3 separate regions of the Homo sapiens genome follow, and all the other regions are linked to region 1. The links are chromatin loops, found by intact Hi-C in ENCODE. Cell type or tissue: heart right ventricle. All regions are shown on one strand. Region 1 overlaps NBDY (negative regulator of P-body association). Region 2 has its middle 17 kb from the start of SPIN3. Region 3 has its middle 10 kb from the start of SPIN3.

Region 1 (2,500 bases):
ACGTGGGTAGCCTTTTGGTGGACCAGAGGGACTAAACTCATGACCTTCATCTGTGCTCCTTAAAGAACGAATGTGAAGCTTTCTCCAGGCCTAATTCTGCAGAGGGACATCCCACATCACCAAGGAGCAAAAGAAGAAGCAGTCTGCTAGAACACGTGCCCACCCAGATCCGCAAGTGAAAGGAAAAACAGAAGCAGAATCAGAAGCAGAAGCAAAAGCAAAAAAAGAAAAAGAGGCAAAGGAGAAGGAAGTGCAGGGGGAGGGGGAGGAGGAGTAGAAGGAGGAAAAAGAAGAAAAAGAAAAAGGAGGAGTAGGAAGATAAGAAGGAGTTGGAGGAGGAGGAGCAAGAGGAGAAGGAGGAGAAGGAGAAGAATTAAAGAAGAGGGGTAGGAGGAGGAAGAGGAAGAAGAATCAGAAGGAGAACAGGAAGTGAGAGGTCCATGCCACTGTAGCTGTCCCGAAGGATCTAGTTTAGGAGGGCCTCAACGCGTGGTGACATACAACGAGGGGCACGGAGCCACTTCTGACATCCGGCTTAAAGGACACACAACCAGGAAGCGTCTTGTTGATGGGGTATTTCCTGAGTAAGATCAAAAGCTTTGATCCACAAGTAGGCCTGCAGAAGCTACAGAGAACACAGGTGCTGGCTGAACCTTGCCCTGAAGATGTCATCAGCTGACTGCAAGGGGCTACCAAGCCCCAAGGCTACAAGGCCAAGGCAGGGAAGGACCGCCCAAAAAAGAATAAGATGAAAAACGGGGAGGAATTGGACACCAGGGAAAAGAGATAATCAGCCACCCACTGCAATATGGAGACAGGGCAGAAAGGAGAGGGAAACGCCAATTTCTCCTCGCAGGGGTCAGCTAGAGTCCTACTAATTTCCTTAGGAAAAGTAAGCCTGTTTTCCCTAACGGTGTCCCCGCGCCCAGCTGACCCTGCCTTCCAGTCTGCTCCTGGAGCAGAAGTGGAGAAAAAGTAAAGAGAATGAAGAAGAAAAAAGTGAAGGGAGAAAAACTCCAAAAGTACACAAAGAATCAGTGAGCAATGAGATTGACAGCGAACTGCAATGCAAAGTGCCTCAGATGGACAGCTGGCAGCACTATGAGTGGCCTCTTGTGGCCTCACAGAGGAAGAGCCACCAGCCAGGAGAAAGCATCAGCCCCTCAAGCCCGGGTCTGCACCGCGTGGGCACAGAGGCCTGTTGGGCCAGGAAGCTGCCCTGCTCCCTGTGGCCCCCACCCCTACCCCATCCTACTGTTGCCGGTTCCCCCAAAGTGACCACATAGATGGGAAGCCCTGCTGTAGGTGAGATGGGTGCTCCTAGGCCAGTTTCTTTTTTTTTTTTTTTTTTTTGGTGTTTGTTTTGGTTTTTGGCACCAAAAACAGAAAGAGGGAAAGAAAATGGGGGAAGGGAAAGACAAGACTGCTGTTTGTGGAGCCACATTGCCATCTAGTGGAAGTTGTTTCTGAACACAACAGGATGCACGGACACCTGCCTTCTGCCAGGAACAGAGATCAGCGAGGATGTGCTTAGACTATGTCTAAGCCTGGGTTTCCCCCACCGGGGTTCTGAGCCCTTGAAGGAAGTGTACCTGGCATTGGGACGCTTTGGAGAAGCAACTACTCTAGAGGCCCCAGGACAGAACAGCCAGGCAGCCCCAAGACCAGTCAGCCCAGAGGGCGGAGCTGGCCCGGCAGCCATGTTGAGATGGACATAAACGAAGCCACTGGCCGAGACGGGGGCCGTTTACTCTGGTGTCTTTTGTGGGGAGTTCCGGGGTTCCCTTGGCTGGAGCCACGTGTTGGCAAGGGGGCCCCGATCCTCCCGGGGAACAAAGGAGCTTCGGGATACTGGAGACGTGGCAACCCAGGACCAGCAGTACCTGGAGATGACCAGGGGAACCCATGGTGGGTCGCCCCTACCTGCCCTTTTTTTCGGAGAGAGCTGTGGAACCAGGGAGGCATCCTGGGAATGAGCACAGGCCAAGGGCCAGCTTGGAGTTCCTCTCTTGTCCTGCTTCAGCCTGGGGGCTCCATGCCGCCATCTCTTTTGCGCTCGTGGGGTTTCCCCAGCACTTGTGCCCAGCTGCCTCCGGTTTCTAGATACAGTTTCCGCTTGATGGCAGTATGGCTCCACAAACGCCAACTACAACTGTAACCCTGCCACTTCAACTCCAGGGCCTCCGCCTTTTCCCATGTGAAAAAAGGTAAAGAGGAAAGAGAAACAAAAAAAAAGACAGAGGAGTGAAAGGAATCAGTCACCTGGTCCCAGATTGATCACCAAACTCATGGGACCGTGTGACCAAGGACCAGGACCAGTAGGCTGGAGATCCTGTGGGAATCCTGTTTAGGGAGCCAGCCTTTGCCCTTCCTTTGGCTCTCTGCAGGTTTCATGGCTCTTGCCCGTGCAGAAAGTAAACAACAAAAAACATGATCATTACTGGGACACCACAGGAGGACTAGGATCATAGGGCTACTGCCCCAGGACAAGGTGCTGGTC
Region 2 (2,500 bases), 210 kb before region 1:
AAAAATGATTACATTTAATTATATCTTCATGTTTTGTGAGGGCTTTAGATCTGATATAAACATACAGGAAAAAATCCTTTTTAATAAAGCTGGAAGAGACATAATAGCATCAGTTTCTAGGCAGAAAATCAGCCCTATACAAATTCTAAAGGCCGGTTACAAACTGGACATGTTTTAACATGGTTTAGAATGTTTTCACCGAAAAACTAGCACTGTGCCTTTGTCTCTGAGAAAAATAGATAAATGTGTCAATTATGTGTTTACAGTTTAATTCATATTCAGTTATATTTTGCAGCTTAAAAGGCCACTAACAAAAAAATAGAACATAACAAAATAAATCTCACTTGGAATACTGGTTGTTTTGTTTGCTGTTTGGTTCTTTTAGTGTACTTTCCTTTTTACTGTGTTTTTGTTTCTGGGTTAAGATGGTGGCAAACTGGTGATGCTTCATCCACTTTTACTCTCTCACTGAATAATCCATGATGGACTGGAGAATCTCAATGATTGGTTCACCATACTCTGGCAGAAATTCCTACTGACTGCCATATAGGTAGGGCTTGACTAAGAAACTCTTGGTAACCAATGCAGACTCAGACCTCTTGAAAAAAAAACAGCAGGGCCAAGCTGGATAAAAGCCAAAATTACTATGTTTGCCAGATTACACTATCAGGTTTTGTAGAACAGCTAGGACTCTCATATACCTAAAGATAGTGAAAAGATGTATAGAGATTGCTGAGGTTGGAAATATATGTTGAGTTTAATCTAACACTGTAATCTACAATGGCCTTTCAATGAAGGTTTAAGGAATTTGGAATCTGTTCTGCAGGCAGAAGGGAAAGTACTGATGATTTTGAGCAGTGACAGTAGGATCAGATGCATGCTTTAAAAGGTCCAGAAGTATAAAGGGTATATGTATATTAGGGCTGGAGTGGCTGGAGGCTGGGAGACAAACTTATTGCAAGACTCCACATAAGATCATATTTACCTCACTGAGTCCTGTCCTCAGGTAAATACTGTTAATTAAAAGGGTTTCACCATTTACAGAGCTTTCAGATTATTTATCCTTAATATTATTATCCCCACATGTGCTCATGAGCAAGCCTCTCAGGATCTTCTGCTCCAGTCTTGTGACGGTAGCATGTTCCTGCTTCTGGTGGTGCTAAACCCTGGGCAATCATCTCTCCTAGGAACAGCTGTTCTTCATGGGTGACTGCTGTGAAACCAACAGGATGGCCTCTTTTCTATTTAATCCTAAGAGTGGGCATAAGGTAAGCGTTTACAAGATTTTACTGAAAGTTTTGGAATGTAAGAAGGAAAATGCTACACTGAATATAATTACAACTATTCAGGCACAGACGCATCCCAGAGTCTCCTACCAAGTTGACTCTCCTGTCTGTCTTCCTTTTCTGCCTTCACTTGGCTTCAGACAGCTCACCTTCCAACCACTGGAAGTGTTTATAGCATCTCCACATCTGTCCACAAGGTGGAGTTCAAGGCCAAATTTTTCACCAGCTCCAGATACTGAAAGGAGTACTTTTTCTTCATTCATAGTCAAGGTAAGGCCTGCCTCCTAGGTCTTCATTTCCTGTTCATACATTGAATCTGACAGTGGCAACATATTCCCTTTGGAGGAAATTCTGTCTAGGCCTAAAGCAGTGTGGTCTAGCTTTATGGTTTGATTAAAGACAATCACACAATGTCCCATATATTTCCTACATCACATGTAGGCCATCAACAGTCTGATCAAGGTTTGGCTATGTCAAGTCCAACACAGCTCCTAGGTATCAAATGATCATAAACTCTGGAGGTTCACTCTCACTCATGGCACCTGTCTTAGCCTATTTTCTGTTGCTTATAACAAAATACCTGAAAATTTATTTAAAAAAATAAAATGTATTTCTTACAGTTCTGGAGGCTGGGAAGTTCAAGATTGAGGGGCCACATCTGGTGAGGGCCTTCTTGATGGTAGAAACTCTCTGCAGTCCTGAGGTAGCACAGGGCATCACATGGCAAGGGGACTAAGTATGCTAACATGGTAGCTTAGGTCTCTCTTTCTCTTCTTATAAAACCACCAGTTCTACTTCCATGATAATCTGTCAGTGGATTAATCCATTCACAAGGGCAGAACCCTCATGTTCCAATCACCTGTTAAAGGCCATACCTCTGAATACTGCCACATTGGAGATTAAGTTTCAACATAAGTTTTGGAGGGAATATTCAAACCATAGAAGTTCCTTTCTGTGTATTTTTATGCATGCATGTACACATGTGTGTAGAGACACAGAGAGGACCAGAGAGGCAGAAAACGCATATATACACCTGTACATTAAATCCATCTATGTGCACATATACGAAGTTGTAGAAATAGAACCATAGTATATATCCTCCTCTATAAATTTTTCCACTTAATAGAACGTGAACATGTTTGTAGGTTCTTATATGCAGAGTTACTTCTTTGTATAGTATTCCATTGTGTGAATAAAGCATAATTTATTTAGCA
Region 3 (2,500 bases), 220 kb before region 1:
TAAGGAGATAAAGCTTAAAGAGAAAAAGGAAACCAAGGTCACACAGCTGGTAAGAGTGCTGGACTGAAACTAGCTCTCTTGATGCCAAGTAATAGTCTAATTATTATTTTTTCCTAATATTTGCATAAAGAAATGGGAAAGAAACAGTAGCACCAAGGGGGAAGTCCAGGTGATTCACAGCTGTGATTTTCGCCATGACTCATTCATATTCTTCCCTCTCTATCACCCTCTTTTACACACACTTTGTTCCTACTGTTAAATCTACTTAATTCATTCATTTGTTCAACAAATTTATTCAGTGCCTACTTTGTTCCAGGCACTTTAACTAGGCATTTGGGATATATCATGAACAAAGCATTCAGTGATGCCTGTTCTCATGGAGCTTACATTCAAGCAAGGGGAGGCTAACAATTAAAAAAATAATAATAATAAGTAAATTATGTGGGATGTCAAAATTGATAACTGTTATAAAAAAGAAAATTAGAACAAGATAAGAGGGAAGGGAAGTGGTAGGTCACCATGGTAAATAGGGAGATTGGGGTGGACTTCATGGAGAAGGTAATATTTGAGCAAATAAATGAAGGAAGTGAGTTAGCCAAGCATATATCTAGAGAAAGAGCATACTAGGCAAAAGGAACTACTAGAGGAAAGGGCCTAAGAGATAAGTGTGTTTTTGGCATGTTCAAAGACTAACAGGGAGGCTTATTTAGCTAGAGCTACATAGGTGAAGGAGAAAGACATAAGAGAAGTCAGAGAGGAAATAAGGGTCTAAATAATATAAGGCATTGTAAAGACTTGGTATTTACTCTGCATGAAATGGGGAGCCTGTCACAAGTTGGGTTTTCCCAGGAAACAGACCCAGAAACAAAGTTAATCTTGTAGAAAATTTATTAAGCAGCGCCCTTGGGGTCAATACCTGGGGAAGAAATGGGAAAGCAGCAGGAGCACAAAGAAAATGAAGCTCTAAAAAGACTCAGTTACAGTGTCAACCACACCCACAGGAAGCTGTGGAACTAGAATGGCCCTTCAGAGTTGGGGTAATATTTACAGGCCTTTCAACCCCTACACTAATCCGTCTTTGGATATGGGCTGCCCCAGGAAGGGGTGTTGCATTGGACAAAGTTGCTTTCAGCAGCTGAGGCAATCTCTAATGGGGGTGAGAGCTGAAGCAGCATAATAAGTCCATCACTGAAGCATAACCTGGGTGTTGCATCCCATGTCCACAAACCCACTGTGGATTTTCAGCAGAGAATTGACCTCACTTATGTTTCTAAAAAAATCTCTCTGCTGTTTTAAGGACGGGCTATAAAGGAGAGAGTGAGGAAGCAGGGAAACTAGTTAGAGTATTGCAGTATCCCATGTGTGAGATTATATCTGAGAGGTAACAATGGAGATGGTGAGAGGTATTTAAATTTGGGGTATATTTTGAAGGAAGAGTAAGTAGAACTTTCTCACAAATTAGAAGTGAAATGTAAGGAAAGAGAGGAGTCATGGATGGCTCCAAAAAACAACTGGGAAGATGGAGTTGCCACTGATAGAGATGAAGAAGGCTATGGTTTGGATGGGTGCTAGGAAGAGGAGAGGCTAGGAAATCAGTTTTGGACAAGTTGAGTTTGAAGGTGTTTTTAGGACACCTAAGTGGGGCTGTTGAACAGTTATTGGATATATGAGTGTGCAGTTCATGGGAGAGGTCTGACTAAGCTGGATACATAAGTTGGAAATTTCTCCATGTAAATAATACTTAAAACCATGGGACTGTATGAGATCACCCTAGGGAATGGGTGTACATAGAGAACAACAGATGACCATGGACAGAGACCTGGGTCTTAAAGAGATCAGAGAGAAGAGGAGACACAAACAAGAGACTGAGAAGTCACCACCAGTGAGGTAGGAGGTAAACGAAGTGTGATGTCTTGGAAGTCCTTTTTGGCCTTCCTCCTTCCCATAAATCTCTTTGTGACAATTTTTTTTTTCACTTAATCTCAAATGTCAGCTCCTCCACTGTACTTTTTTTTTTTGCTTTTCAGCTCCTTTGAATAAACCTGCCCACCACCAAGAACCCATACATGACTTTCTTTTCATTGTATCAAAGTAATGTGTCCACCGGTGTGAGCACCAGCAACTCACTTCTTCCTCAGACATCTCTAAAGCTGGAAAGATTTTGAGGGACAATATGGTTTCCTTCACCCCACACCAATGTTATGAATGAGACCAGCAGACCAACAGCAAACACCTAGAAGGTAAGAAGTTATTTTTTAAATATCCTCTTCCAACCCTATAACACGGCAGAAAGCAAATGGAATGGATGGAACAAGTGTCAAAAAACAGTGTCTTCGTGAACGAGAGAGAGGGGAGGTGGGCTCTGAAAGCCTAACTCAAAGCTCAGTTGACTAATTAAAGAAGGAAATTAGAGGGCCGTGCTGGTATGTGCCTGTAGTTCCAGCTGCTGGGATGGCTGAAGTGAGAGGATCCCTGAGTGCAGGAGTTCAAGTCCCATCTG

What was found. Peaks named below come from ENCODE experiments on the same cell type or tissue, not always from the same donor. Only the 100,000 strongest peaks of a DNase experiment are listed, where the experiment ranks them.
Region 2: a loop joins it to region 1, with 6 times the contacts of the local background. A loop is called at or near these places in 8 of 110 quality-filtered maps.
Region 3: a loop joins it to region 1, with 6 times the contacts of the local background. A loop is called at or near these places in 9 of 110 quality-filtered maps.

The regions. Positions count from the first base shown.
Region 1 is chrX:56,763,556-56,766,055 of GRCh38, reverse strand. All of the region lies in intron 2 of NBDY (negative regulator of P-body association), which reads right to left. Among named protein-coding and RNA genes, the nearest start is that of NBDY, 36 kb to the right of the region's middle. RefSeq lists enhancers at 1,440-1,799, 1,795-2,296, 2,260-2,379, 2,400-2,449. In heart right ventricle, CTCF peaks have their summits at 1,246 and 1,449 (motif pointing left); a DNase peak (open chromatin) is centred at 1,445; H3K27ac peaks cover 1,311 bases.
Region 2 is chrX:56,977,348-56,979,847 of GRCh38, reverse strand. It overlaps a transcript of SPIN3 not described here. Among named protein-coding and RNA genes, the nearest start is that of SPIN3, 17 kb to the left of the region's middle. In heart right ventricle, a CTCF peak has its summit at 1,480 (motif pointing right); no DNase peak of the experiment used is centred here.
Region 3 is chrX:56,984,006-56,986,505 of GRCh38, reverse strand. It overlaps a transcript of SPIN3 not described here. Among named protein-coding and RNA genes, the nearest start is that of SPIN3, 10 kb to the left of the region's middle. In heart right ventricle, no CTCF peak of the experiment used is centred here; no DNase peak of the experiment used is centred here.